Regions from separate parts of the Homo sapiens genome. Here region 2 is linked to region 1. A link is a loop called in an ENCODE intact Hi-C map of the cell type or tissue named here. Cell type or tissue: Caco-2. All regions are shown on one strand. Each heading gives the region's core, and the rest is flanking DNA. Links, peaks and the distances in the headings are about the cores only. Region 1 has its middle 360 kb from the start of LINC00538. Region 2 overlaps PROX1-AS1 (PROX1 antisense RNA 1).

Region 1 (6,440 bases), core at 2,151-4,650:
AGGGAAATTTCTGTGGATGATGGTACTATTTTATATTTGATATGTGTTTGAGTTGCACACCAATGTACACTTATTATTTGTATATTTCATTGCATGCAAATTTGATATAAAAAAATCCATAAACAAATATCGAACTTCATTAATGAAATCCTTGCTGACAGATTTAAGAAAACCTGTAGGCTGGGCATGGTGGCTCATGCCTGTAATCCCAGCTATTCAGGAGGCTGAGGCAGGAGAATCATTTGAACCTGGGAAGCAGAGGTTGTGGTGAGCCGAGATCATGCCATTGCACTCCAGCCTGGGCAACAAGAGTGAAACTCCATCTCAAAAAAAAAAAAAAAAAAGTGAAAAAGTGTAGAAATGTCTGTAATTTGCTGTGAAATGCACACACACAAACACCCCAAATAAAAGAGCAACAACAAAAAGCAAATGAGAGATTGTTGGATGAATGCAGAGATGGATAGATGGATAGATATGTGATAAAGCAAATACAATGAAATGGAGTAAAATATTATTGGTAGTACCTACATAGTGTTTATACAAGTGTTCACTATGAAATTCTGTCAACTCTGCTCTGTGTTTGAAAATGTTAAAATAAAATTTAGGGGAAAATGGACTGTTGTCAGTCTAATAATTATTCCTATTTAAAAAGTAACCTGTACTTTCTTCATGGTTTTATTGAACATCTTTTCTTTGCTTTTTGTGTTCTGAACTTTCACTGACATGTATTTAGGTTGACTTTTATTGCTCTCAGGTCTCATAAAGTTACTTCTTTTTCAATTCTTGGAACTTCTCAGCCTTTAGTTTTTTTTTTTTTTTTTTTTTTTTTTTTTTTTTTTTTTTTTTTTTTTTTTTTTTGGATATTGCCTTTCCTCTCTTCTGGATTTCCTATTAATGCTGGGTGAAATTTCTCAACCTATCATTCTCATATTTTGCTCCCTTTTTTCACATTTCTTTGCCTCTCTGTTCTGCAATTTGGGTGCTCTCAATTTGTGTTACAATTCGGGTACCTTCAGATCTTTCATTCCTCAGATTTTTCAGTTTACTGACTCTCTCTTCAGCTATGTCTAGCCTGCTATAACTATGCTATAACTATGACTATGTTTTTTTTTGTTTCTAGAAATTCTCTTTAATTCCTTTCTCAATATAATTGTCATTTTGTTGTATTGTCTTTTTGATTCTTTTAAATGTTTCATCATTTTAAACATTTATTTTTAGCTTAATTCTGATAGTTTATTTTAAGTGGATGTTATCAGGAGTTAAAATTCTGCTATTTGCTGTGTCTGCTGACTCTTTTGCTCATTGTGGATTGCTTCCTTATGTGCTCTTTTATAAATTTGGATTGTAATGTATGGTTGGTGGACATTTATCTGAAGGACTCCTCTAGCTTGAGAAACATTATTTCCCTTCAGAGAAATTTTTTCATTTGTTTTTATCAGGCACATCAAGGTCATGGGTCTTAGTCACTTTTTATATTAATTTCTAGAATATGCATCTACAGTAAAGTTGAACTCAAGCCCATATGAAGTCACACCTGTGATCATGTGTTATCAGAGGAGACTATTTTTTTCCCCTCATCCAGAGCCTAGTATGAGACGGCTAAGCTTTTTGATCATCTTTCTGAGTTTGAGTGTGGATTGTGTATATTTCATCCTACATCTAAGGAGGTGCTTCAAGGCTTCTGGCTTTATACTGGGGGGAAATGGGATGTGCATTTCACTTCTTTGTATCATGTAGGCTCAAGACCTAACTCCCGACTCCATGTGGACACTTACACTTAAGTCCTTACGTGACATAATCTGGCAGCTCTCCCACAGGCAGCTGCAGTATCAGCTCTGGGGTTCCACTCTAGTTTTCAGTTCTCCCTTTGTTTGGGGTTTCTGGAAATTTCTCTCACTTTCCAATTATTGCTTTTAAAAGAATGTTCATTATAACTTATTCAGCATTTTCTAGGTGTTTAATATTTGGAGAGTCTTGAAGTAATCTGATCCCATACAATACCAGAAATGAAAGTTGTGTTAGGCATTTCACTTGGATTATTGTATTAATTCTTCACAACCCTAAAATATATGAATTATTATTGCAGGAAATACACGTGTAGAGGGATTAGCAGCTTCTCCAGGTCTTACCAGCTAGTAATTGTAATGGAGTTGAGATTCTCCCAACATTTGAATGATTCCAATGTATAGGCTTTTGTTCCCTTGTCTTGCAAGGCTAGAGAAACCCATCCCTGGCCTGGGAAAGTTACTCTGCCTGGGTCAGTAATGTCAGTAACCTTGTCCTGTAATAACTTTATTTCTGGGTATGTCTTTGAGGAGCCTTTTGGATTTTTCCAGTTGCCTGTCAGGTCCAGCTTGCAGACTGGCTGGAAGAACAGCATTTGATGTCCCATATGGGACCACTCCCAAGTGACACTTTGATATCTGACAAGAACACTCAGCAGGAACATGAGACTCCTGTATCTCATGCTGAGTTTTGACTAAGTTTTACTTAAGTCACTTGCTGTTAATAATAAATCTGAAAAATGATGAGCCTTCTATTTGACTGTAAAGATAGAGCAACCAGCTGCCCTGGTTTGCCTAGGATAAGGTATTTCCTGGGACATGGGACTTTCAGTGCTAGAACTGGGAAAATTCTGGGCAAACTAGGATGTTATTTGCTCTACAGATCGCTCTGGGATGTCATTAACCAGATTAGTGCCAGTCTTTTCCATGGGAGGCTGGACTATCCTCTGGTTTCCAGATTTCCCCAGAGATGAAAGGAAGGGGGCTTAATGGTGAGAAGAGGAGTACCGAGGACAGAAGATTCAATTCAAGGACATATGGAATAAAGTAAAACTTTATCAGATATTTCCCAGCTGCTCCTAATTATACTCCAATAGAAGATGGAGCAGCTTAGCGGGGACAAAGAGTCAGACCAACAGGTAAGGGAACTACCATTTATAGAGAATGTTCTCCAGGGCTAGGTATTTGGTTAGATTCTTAGTCTGGCTCATACCATTTAACTGTAACTCTCTGCAGTAAACAATATCATGCCCATTTTAAAGAGGAGGACGCAAAAGCCCTGCAAGATTGTCACTTGCTCAGTGTTACATGTTAGCAAATAATGATGCCTGCATTCAAACCCAGATGGGCCTCACTCCAAAGCTGGGGCTTTTTCTCCTTGACTGTGGTAAGGGAACAGGGACTAGTGCTCTATATTCAAGTGCTGATTTAGGGAATTGTGAGTCAAGGAGAAAAGATGAGAGAGAGGCAGACTCTGCAAATTGTCACGGGCCTTGCCAACAACCATGAGCGGGAAGTAGCAGCCATGGCCACTGTTGCAGCAGCACCATCAGGCCTGAGAGATCCAGGGAAGTGGGAAGGAGAGCACAGAGTGCCCTCGACCAGCACCTAACTCCCTTCCCCCCTCCCCAGTGTACTTCCCACTGTAGCATTTGGGTGGAGTGGTCAGGGACCCTGGGCTTGGGGATAAAGTTTTCACTTCCCTTTGGCTGTGCTTTTCCTAGGTACTCAGGCAGGCAGTGCCAGCCATTTGATGCCCGGGTCTTTGCTCCTTGCTGTTGGGTGCCTTGCTGACTTGTCTGAGGTTGTGAGCTAAAACCTAGTGGGTCTTAGCTCTCCCTTAGGTCTGTCATGTTTCCGCTTGCTCATTTTCAGAAAAACAGCCTTCCTATTGCCTGTCTGTTGCATTGTAAATGTTGTTTCAATATTAAGCATTATTAGGGCATCCTTGCCTAACAAACACATCCTAAGGATCCAGTGATCAAGGCTGCTTTTAAAGGCCTCTCCTAATATTTACTTACCCAGCTTCCTTCTATACTCTTAGCTGTGTTTTTCTGAAACAGCTGCATCCAGAACAGAAGGCTCTTTTGTGTAAACTCATAAGTCACCTGTACTCATTTTGTGTATCCAGGGCTGTTATGCTCGGCAGCAAGCTATTTTTTTTTTCAATAGGAGTTGGTATTTGATATAATAGATTATTACATGTTCAGCATATAAATTACTAGGTCTTAGGAACAAGAAATGAGTAATTTTACCCTGAGGTAATATAACAGCTACTGTGGAGTCACTAAAATCAAGTAAATAGATCATTTGTGGTCAGGGCAGAAGCATGGAATTACTACCTGAATAGCATTCAGCCATCATTCCCTCACTTAATCATTCAACAAACAGGTATTGAGAAACTCGAGGTGAGTTTGAGACATTTTCTAAGTGTTGGGCAGGGCTACAAAGAAATCTAAGGCCTGCTGCCTCAAGGAGATCAAAGACTTCACCCAAATCCTTTCCATAGGAAGTTAATTGAAGTCATTGTGCTCTTTGATCGATAAATGTAAGAGCAAGGGAAGTGGCTCTCTTAGAAAGCAATTGGACTTGGAGCTAGGAATGCAAGGGGTAACCTGTACAGTTTTGCTTAGGAGGGCATGGAGTAAGGAAGAGAAGGTAACACTGTTCAAACGCTGGAGACTTTACCCAAGAAGGCTAGTTATGACGCAGACCTGGGAAGCCTGGGTGTGTAGGAAACTCAGCTCTGTCACTTATTATTTGAATGATTTGGGGCAAGTTACTAAACCTCATTGAGTTCTAGTTTTCTCATTTACCAAAAGGGATACTCATAGTATTTATCTCAGGGTTATTGTAAAGATTAAGTGAGATTGTGTATGTGAAATGCCTGGCACACAGTAATCGCTCAAAAAAGGAAAGAGTTGGGTGTCACTGACCAAAGGGAGCATTCCACCCTGATAAGAAGACCAAAGCTCTGAGGGTCTAATTCTGCCCTTGTTACGGACCCACGTCCCAACTGAAAAAGAGACCCATTTCCTCATGGTTCCTGAAGAAGCATCCCCTTTTGCAGGAGAGTTGTAGCAATCATGGCATTCTGTGTCCAGGATAGAAGAACATGTGCTACCAGTTTTTTTAATGCCCCCTACGAAACACTTCATTCTTTGCCAGTGAAGAACTTTTCATTTCCTCTATAATTGAAACAGGACCTCTGGGTCATTGGGTGAGTCTCATCTGGCTTGTGAGTCACCCAGGGCAGTTGTCCACTTTTTATCAAATGAGTCAGGAATGTATTGACCCAGGTCAAATGGTGTGGAGGGTGAGAAATTATCTAATGAATCTGAGCAACCCAGCCCTACCCTTGTACCACTTGAGGGGCACAACACCCTTCCACATTGATCCCATCTACTCTTCCTTGTCACCGTGAAACCAGCCTAACCAGAAGGGGCAGACCAAATTGGACTTCTTTTATTCCAGCACTAATGAGGAAAAGATGCTATGAAATATCTCTTTATGTCAGAAACCAAAGTTAAAATAATGTCATACTCTGATAATTAATACTATCAGGCTTGACAGCAGAATACGTTAAATAAATTAGTCTTTAAATGCGTATGTGTCTTCCAATTATAGGTTTTTGGTTTAATAATTGCTTTACCGAATAGACGAATGGCCTCAATATTCTACTTGCTTTTGCCTGTACAGATGTGGCCTTTGTAGACAAATATTAAATAGAAATACCTTTTTCTTCCCTGTCTCTATCTGTAAAATGGAGGGTTTTTTGGGAAAGATATTTTAAAGGAACTTGCGAGACTTATTTGACTCAACTGATTTTTATTGAGCATCTTCTCAGCATGGAGATCAGAGCCAGCCACTGAAGGGGACACAGAAACAGCTTTGCCAGTCCCTGCCCTTAGGGAACTTACATCTGGGAAGGGAAGGGGCTATGATAGGTCTGGAGGCAATAAGAGGCGGAGAGGGCCTTGAGTTGTCAGCATTTTCAAAACACCTTGTAGATGGCTGGGTCTTGGGAAGCAGAGAGGAGATAGGGCAGAGTTTTCTGGGTCAAGCACATGGCATGGATGGGGAAGGATAGAAGGAAAGAAGGGGCCTCAGAGATGGCCATTCCCCAGGCTCTATGAGGGACCTCAGTGCATATAGTTCCCTGGATGTTTACAATCTGTGTCCCTTTTGCTCACTTCTCACCAGCTCAGTCTGGCTAATAAGTGACGAAGTCAAATTTGTAAGGTTTGTCTGCCGGACTCCAAAGCTGATGCATCTGGGCGTCACACCACAGTTCCTAGACATAGGGCAGAGCAGAATCACTGGAGGCACTTTTGAGATGGAGAATCCAAAATGTCACTTTAGGTCCTAACTAGAACCTCAGGGTTGAAGCCAGGGGCAGTGCTCCCCAAACCTTATGTGCACCCAAGCTGTGAGGATCTTGCTAAAATGCCACTTTGGATTCAGTAGGTCCGGAGGAGGGCCTGAGATTCTGTATTTCTTACAAGCTCCAGAGAATGCTGATGCTGCTGGGCCTTGAACCACTCTTAGATTCACACGGCCTTGGGATTTCTGAATTTCCCCAGAGGTTGAGCATCGCTGCACCGATTTCTGTGACGTTCTGTTTAGGCTTCCCTAGATATGGATAACACTGTCTCG
Region 2 (6,440 bases), core at 2,308-4,807, 410 kb after region 1:
ATTCCCACGGAAAGATCACTTTGGAATAGGAGAGAAGAAGGTGTTGACACTTTTGCCCCTCGTCCAGATCCTTCTAGACTAGAGTTTCTAATTGAGGTTTCCGAGATCTGCCTAAATCAAACACCGATCATAACTGCCCATATTGGGTCAGAACCAAAATCCTTCGGTCCACTCTGCTCCCTCAAAGGGTCACCAACTGTCGTGCTTAGCAGTGTCTTGCAAACAGTAATTATCCGATGAATTGAATTATTCTGTTTTCTTTGAGTCCACTTTGGGTTAAGCACCCCCTCCCGCTCTCCCCAGCACCGCCATCAGAAGATTAGCAATGGAGAGAGAAGGGGATGAACTCGCCTGATGGTGGTGGGAAAAGGACGGTGGGGCAGGGAACAGGGACCCAGAGGAGTGAAAGGAGCAGCAGGGCCTAGGGAGGGGACGGAGGAAGATGGAGCTGGGAGGAAGTAGGAAGCTAGCGTGAGGGGCGCTGTCGAGGCGCTGAAGGGGGGCACACACCGAGGCGCAGCCCGCACCCCCAGTAGGCTGAGAGGGCGCCGGGGACCCGCACTGAGAGTCAAGGCAGCCCCGCTTCCCTACCCATAGCGCCCCCCGGGAGATAGTCCGGGACGCAGGGCCCCCGAGGCTGCGGGTCCAAGTCTTTCAGCCAACCCGGGATTAGCGAGCCAGCCGCTTCAAAAGTCTAGGCGAGAGGAAGCCGAGACGCGTCGGCCTTCGCCGGGCTGGAGCCCCTGCCAGATTTAGCCTCCCGCCTGGCCTTTTCTCCGGCCTGCCCCTCCGCCCTTCAAACGACGCTTCCACACGCCCCCTCCCCGCCTGTTTCCCGGGCCTCCTCCGGGGAAACTGGCGCTCTTCGCCCACCCAACTCCCCTCCACCCACCTCCCCCGCGCCCCCAGTTCGAAGTTCCCCCGACAGAGCCCACCCACACTCGCTCCCCCAACTCCACTCCCTTGCCCCTCCCACACACACACAGCTACACACTACCCCTGTCCCGCCCATTCACACTCTGCAGACACACTTCCCCCAGCCCTCCCCATCCCGTTCTCCCCCAACTCACCCACCAACACCCTTTGCCTCTCGGCCTTTGCCCCCTGTCCACCTACAAGTGTAGGGAATAGAGCTCTTTCCACTAGGAGGGTGCTTGGGGAGGAGAAGCCAGAAGTTGCCATCCATTTTTGTACAGTTTGACCCCAAATATGTTTCTCTCTAGTTTTTGGGGGGCGCCCTTTGTTTTTGTCCCCTAAAGTTACGGACTTTTTCCACCTAGGAAACAGGGACAGAGAAAGTAGCCAGAGAGCAGGAACCTTCCACGCTTGCCCAAAGACCACGGACACCAGGAGGACAGGCATCTAGGGGTGATGCTTCCTCTTTCCCTCATTCAGAGAGTGCAGTGCCTTCACCCCGACCCCTGGGGTCCATTCACTAGGGGCTGGGCCCACCGACACCCCACGCTGGCAATCCCTTCTTTACTCCCCCCGCCCCCGGGAATCTACGATTACTTTATCTCAAGCCTTTTGAGGGTACCAGCAAAACACCTTTCTCGGGATGTTTAATAAGCTGCTCACAGGCCTCTGCAGTTGAAAAACTGTCAGCCCTCTTGAGCTGTTGTCTGCTGCTTCAGCCCGTTCCATTTCCTTGGCTTTCTTCCCCCCACTTCTGCAGTCACAGCCGAGCATGGCACCTTCCTGCCCAGCTTCCTTTCCCTTCTCACAGCTGTCCTTGGCTGTCTGTCCCCTAATCACCTTGGGGTATGCTTCTATTCATTGGTTTGAACATAACTTTATGAAAGTTTATATTTTAATTTACATGGATTTGGGGGAGGTTATTGAGTCAAACATGTAAAAACATATAACATATGATCTACATTTGCTTTTGTTTTACCTAGGAATGTTGTCTTTTTTTTTTTTCTCTCCTTCTTGTTGTTCCCTTTTGAAGAGAACTCTTTGTCCTGTGGTTTCATTGGTCTGACCAGCGGTTTCTTTAGGAGATGCTTGCCATCTATAAAACAGGGAGGGTGAACGGGCCAAAAAAAGGTGGGGGTGGGGTGGAGGAGGAAGTAGACTTCAGATTGGTAAATTCCCCCCTTTGCCAGTAGGCCTGATGGACAGTTCTAGGTCCAAAAGCACAGGGCCTAGCTTCCAAATGTGCCAATTCTGATTTATTTTATGGCCTAAAAGACGGGGGAGGGGAAAGCATGTAAAGGTGACAACTATGCATGAGCTAAAATGTGCATACACATACATATCCCATGACAGTCCAGCTGGCTTCACCAAAACGTTGGGGATAGGGACAGGTCCTTATAAGAATACATGTCAGCTCGAGTGTACACAGCACTCATTTGTGGGCAACATACCTTCCAAGTATTGAGCACTAGTCATGTGCTGAACAAGTTTAGTCGTGTAGAAGTCTCTCAATAAATCTATGATTTGGATATTATCCCCACTTCACAGATAAAAAGAACTGAGTCTCAAACAGATTAAGTAACACACTGAAGGTCACAGAGTCAGTAACAAACCAGCTGAGCAGTAATTAAAGACACAGGGTGACCCCCAGATTCCCAGGTCCTTCTTCTGATTACCTCACTGGGGTGGGCCCAGAAATCTTTATTTAAAACAACAACAACAACAACAACAACAACAACAAAACACCCCTTCGGTGATTCCGATGATTCGTCAGGTCTTCGGAAGCACCACTCCACATCAAACCATCCCGCTATTCCTGTCACCAGCCTTGCCTCCAAGCAGCCTACTCCACGTTGGACAAAACATTTAAAACATATTTAAATAGCAATTTCGAAAAACTATACAGCATATGGATTTTCCTTTTGATCTCAAAATGATGACAAACAGACACTTAGATACTTCATAAAAGAAATATTACCAGAAAAAATATAGAAATCTGGCTTTCAACTTCATCTTGCTCTAATTTAAACAAAATGCAACTTTCCAGTTACTCTCTCCAAATGCATCCAAACTGGGAGCGTCCTTCTCTTTTCGCTGCGTCAGGCAGGCACCTACTTATTTCTAGCCCACTCCTCACCCTGAATAAAAGCTTCTGGTAAGATGGACAATATGGAAAACTTCAGTCCTATCACCAAAGCCCCTGAAAATGGAGCACCCCCGAATTCACATCCTTGACGTGAAAGACCAAAGAGAGGGAAGCTGGGAGTAACGGCCAAACATCCTTAGAGTAATTGACAAAAGAAAGGGGGTGGGCAGAAAGGGAGATTTCCATCCCTTCAAACGTGCACGCCCCTCCCGCGGTCCCGGGAGGGAGTCCCCCCTCCCAGGTCGAGCGCGTCCACCGGCTGTCCCCACAGCAACAGGCGGGCGGCGGGGGAGGAGAGGCCGCGGGGGCAGCGCAGGCCTGGCGGCGGCCGAAATCCCCCGGCCACCACGACGTTCCCCGGCTCTGCGGCGCGCCGGGAGCAGGTGGTTGCCCTCTGCGTCCAGGGCGTGTACTGAGCCCAGGCTAGCTGAGCGAGGCTGCAGCCCCTGCGATGGCCCGGGAAGAGGCAAGTGCCGCGGGGCCAGAGCGAGGAGGGACCAGCAGGGCGGCCTGGACCCCCACTTGGCCGCGCAGGCAGGAGGGGCGCGCCCTCTGCGGAGCGCGGCGCCGCGGCAGCCGCAGCATCTGGCGCTCGCTCTCTCTGGCCGGAGAGGCCGCGACACCTAGCGCGGGGCCGAGGCTAGGAAGGGCGGGCCGGGGAGGGAGGAGGGCACTGGGAGGAAGCCGCGGGCGAGGAAGCCCCGCTCCTGCCGAGTGCCTGGAGAGGAGATTCCCAGCCTTCCTGCCCAACCCGAAACTTTTCCAACACACGCAGGCGTATTCCTCGCAGGATTCGGCGGTCCCGAGTCGCAGTCAGGGAGGAGGCTCGGGAAGCACACGTGCCCTGGCACACTGGAGGAGGTACACAGGCACACCAGGAGGGACAGGGCCTCTTGGGAGGCGGCTGAGGGCGTGAAGGCAGCAGGCGGCCACACATCCGAAAGGGACTCCCTGCGAGCGGGATCGAGCGCTTAAAACCCTGCCACAGCTTGGAAGTGTAGCGGTGCCCAGAGGCTTTGCGTAACTTTGCCCACTGCGCCCCCGCGTGCAAAGGTGTCCCCTTCACACTCACACCCTCACCCCATCTCACTCCCCTTGAGTTGCGGCCCGAGACTGCCTTTGTACTTAAGCGACAGCAAAAGATATGTGGATTTGAACCAAAGATGGTGGGCAAGAGTGTTGTAAATTGTGTAAATTCCACTCGCGGGAACCCCCAGATACGTAGGGAGAGCACCCCTTTCTCGCCGAAGGCATCCCCTCCGTTTCTCTCAGCCTTTGGGTTTCCAGCTTCTTCGCTACTATGGACTGAAGAAGACAAAGCACAGCCAAATCAATGTTTTGGGTGTTTTTGTTTTTGTTTGGTTTTTTTAAATCACGGCCTCTCCAAATGCTAACCCTCAAAACGATGGGTGGGGTTGGAGAAAGGCAAGTTATGTCAGGGAGCACCCCTCGGAAGGCGCGCGCGCGGCCTGGCCGGTTCCTCGCCGGGCTCTGGGCAGCCGGGCGGAGTGGCTAGATTATGTAAGTAGCAGCCCTCCATGTGCTCACCACCATCTGTTAATATCTTGGTATTGGAAAGTTCGGTGCCTGAGGCAAAGCCAGGGTTGGCGGCGAAGAGCTCCCAGCCTACACTTCACTACTCCAGGGCAGGGAATGTACTTCCCTTTGATTGTTTTCGCCCACTTCCATAAAATCAAGTAGTAGTGTGTCCCTTCAATCACTGACAACCTCCTCATCCCCGCGGGTGTGTCTTTGTGGGCGAAGAGTGATTTTCTTCGAGGTCAACTTATTGTAATTAGCCCTTTCGATGAAATTATATTTTCATGACAATTCTGCGCTCCTTAAAGCAATGTGGCAGACTCTTATTTGGGAGTGGGTTCTTTATCATTTTAAAAATTACTTTCTTTCTGCCAGCACCCCTGGATCCAAATTCTTGTAAGGGTTATATTTCAACTTCTTTGGAGTGATTGGCTTCTGTTTACTTTGAAAGCTGTTGGTTAAACAAACATCACTCAGGAGGCTTCTAAGCAGTGGGGTTCCCAGGAGAGAAAACGCTGCAGCTGCTACTTGCTACTGATCTTGTGGCATTTCACTTCCCCCCCATTCAGAACAAATCCAGGTTGGGCTTGGCGTCACACTGAGCACAGGAGATGAGAGTGAGAGGCCGTCAGTCAGTTTTGCCTCTAGAAAGCTTGCAGCAGGCAGGCCTGCACCCTGGGGTTGGTTTTCCTCTCTTCCCTTCTTCAGGGTGCTGATAGTGATGGTGGTAGTGGTGGCGGTGGTGGTGGTGGTAGCGGTGGGTGGCTGACCTGGAAGTCCTTAGGCACCCTTTTCCAAAATCCACGTCCACTTTTGCCTCTCAACTGAATCTGGTTGTAATTCTCAGAATTGGTTTGTTTAGGATCTGATAACAGTTGTTTGTAAGGTTTTAAATTACTTATACACACTGTCTTCCCTCCTGCCCCCACCTAACAGCTTTAAGAAAGAACAGGAGGCGTGAGCATACACCGAGCAAATGTCAAGGCGAAGTGTATTTAACCCAGAACCAGATGCATGGGTGATAACTGCGAGTTTGTCTAAGAACACACAGATCACCCTTCAGATAAATAAGTAAATGCAACCTGCACGGATAGAGTGTGTTACAAGACCGGTCAGAACTTGCGTTAACTTCTAAGTTACTGGGGTTGTGTTGGAAGTGGGGCGGAGGGAGGAGTTGTCTTAACCCTAGGCTTGGCGGCTGGTTTCAGAGATGGAGCCAATATCTAGGCGACTCCTTGTCTCCAGGCTTCTCCCCTATCAGAAAACAAAGCGGGAGTCGCCCGAGATAGGGGGCTCGGGCCTCAAGTCTTGTCCAGGGCAGCCCGAGACCCAGGAGAATGCCGCAGCTCTAGCAAGAGAGGTTGCCAGGAGCCTGGCCTGTACGCCTCCCCGACAGTAGAGGACAGGACACGGGACAGGGCTGCGCCGAGGCAGCTCACGGAGCTGGGCTGCGAACCGATCTCGCTCGCCTAGCGTGGCGCGCGCTCCTATTTCAAGTCGCCGCTCCTGCGCCCTAATGCGGGCTGCGAACCGCCGCGGCAGAGCGTCGCGAGCCGGGAGCCTCTGCCGCCGAGGCTGGGGGTGGGAGAGCTTCCTTGTTCGGCAAGCGGGTTACCCCGACTTCGACTCAGGCCTGCTTTTGCCCACGGCGTGACACAGGACTTACTGGGGTTCTCAGGGAACTTTTCCCGCCGCCAGTTCCCGGGCGTGGTGTGTGCAAAACGTGCATTCAAGCGCTATGTGCAATTGACACAAACTTGTGGGCTAAAGTGCAAGCCATTTTTTTCGCGTTTGAATCTTTTTCTCTGTCCCTGACTCCTTTCTTCCCCCTACTCCCCCC

The links. A loop is a pair of places that touch in the nucleus more often than their neighbours do. Peaks named below come from ENCODE experiments on the same cell type or tissue, not always from the same donor. Only the 100,000 strongest peaks of a DNase experiment are listed, where the experiment ranks them.
Region 2: it touches region 1 in a loop (7-fold over the local background); 13 of 110 quality-filtered maps call a loop at or near these places.

The regions. Positions count from the first base shown.
Region 1 is chr1:213,565,634-213,572,073 of GRCh38, forward strand. It overlaps a transcript of RPS6KC1 not described here. Among named protein-coding and RNA genes, the nearest start is that of LINC00538, 360 kb to the right of the region's middle. In Caco-2, for the core only: no CTCF peak of the experiment used is centred there; no DNase peak of the experiment used is centred there.
Region 2 is chr1:213,979,402-213,985,841 of GRCh38, forward strand. All of the region lies in intron 1 of PROX1-AS1 (PROX1 antisense RNA 1), which reads right to left. It also overlaps a transcript of PROX1 not described here. Among named protein-coding and RNA genes, the nearest start is that of PROX1-AS1, 3.5 kb to the right of the region's middle. RefSeq lists enhancers at 4,052-4,738, 4,739-5,424. In Caco-2, for the core only: no CTCF peak of the experiment used is centred there; a DNase peak (open chromatin) is centred at 3,700; H3K4me3 peaks cover 1,261 bases.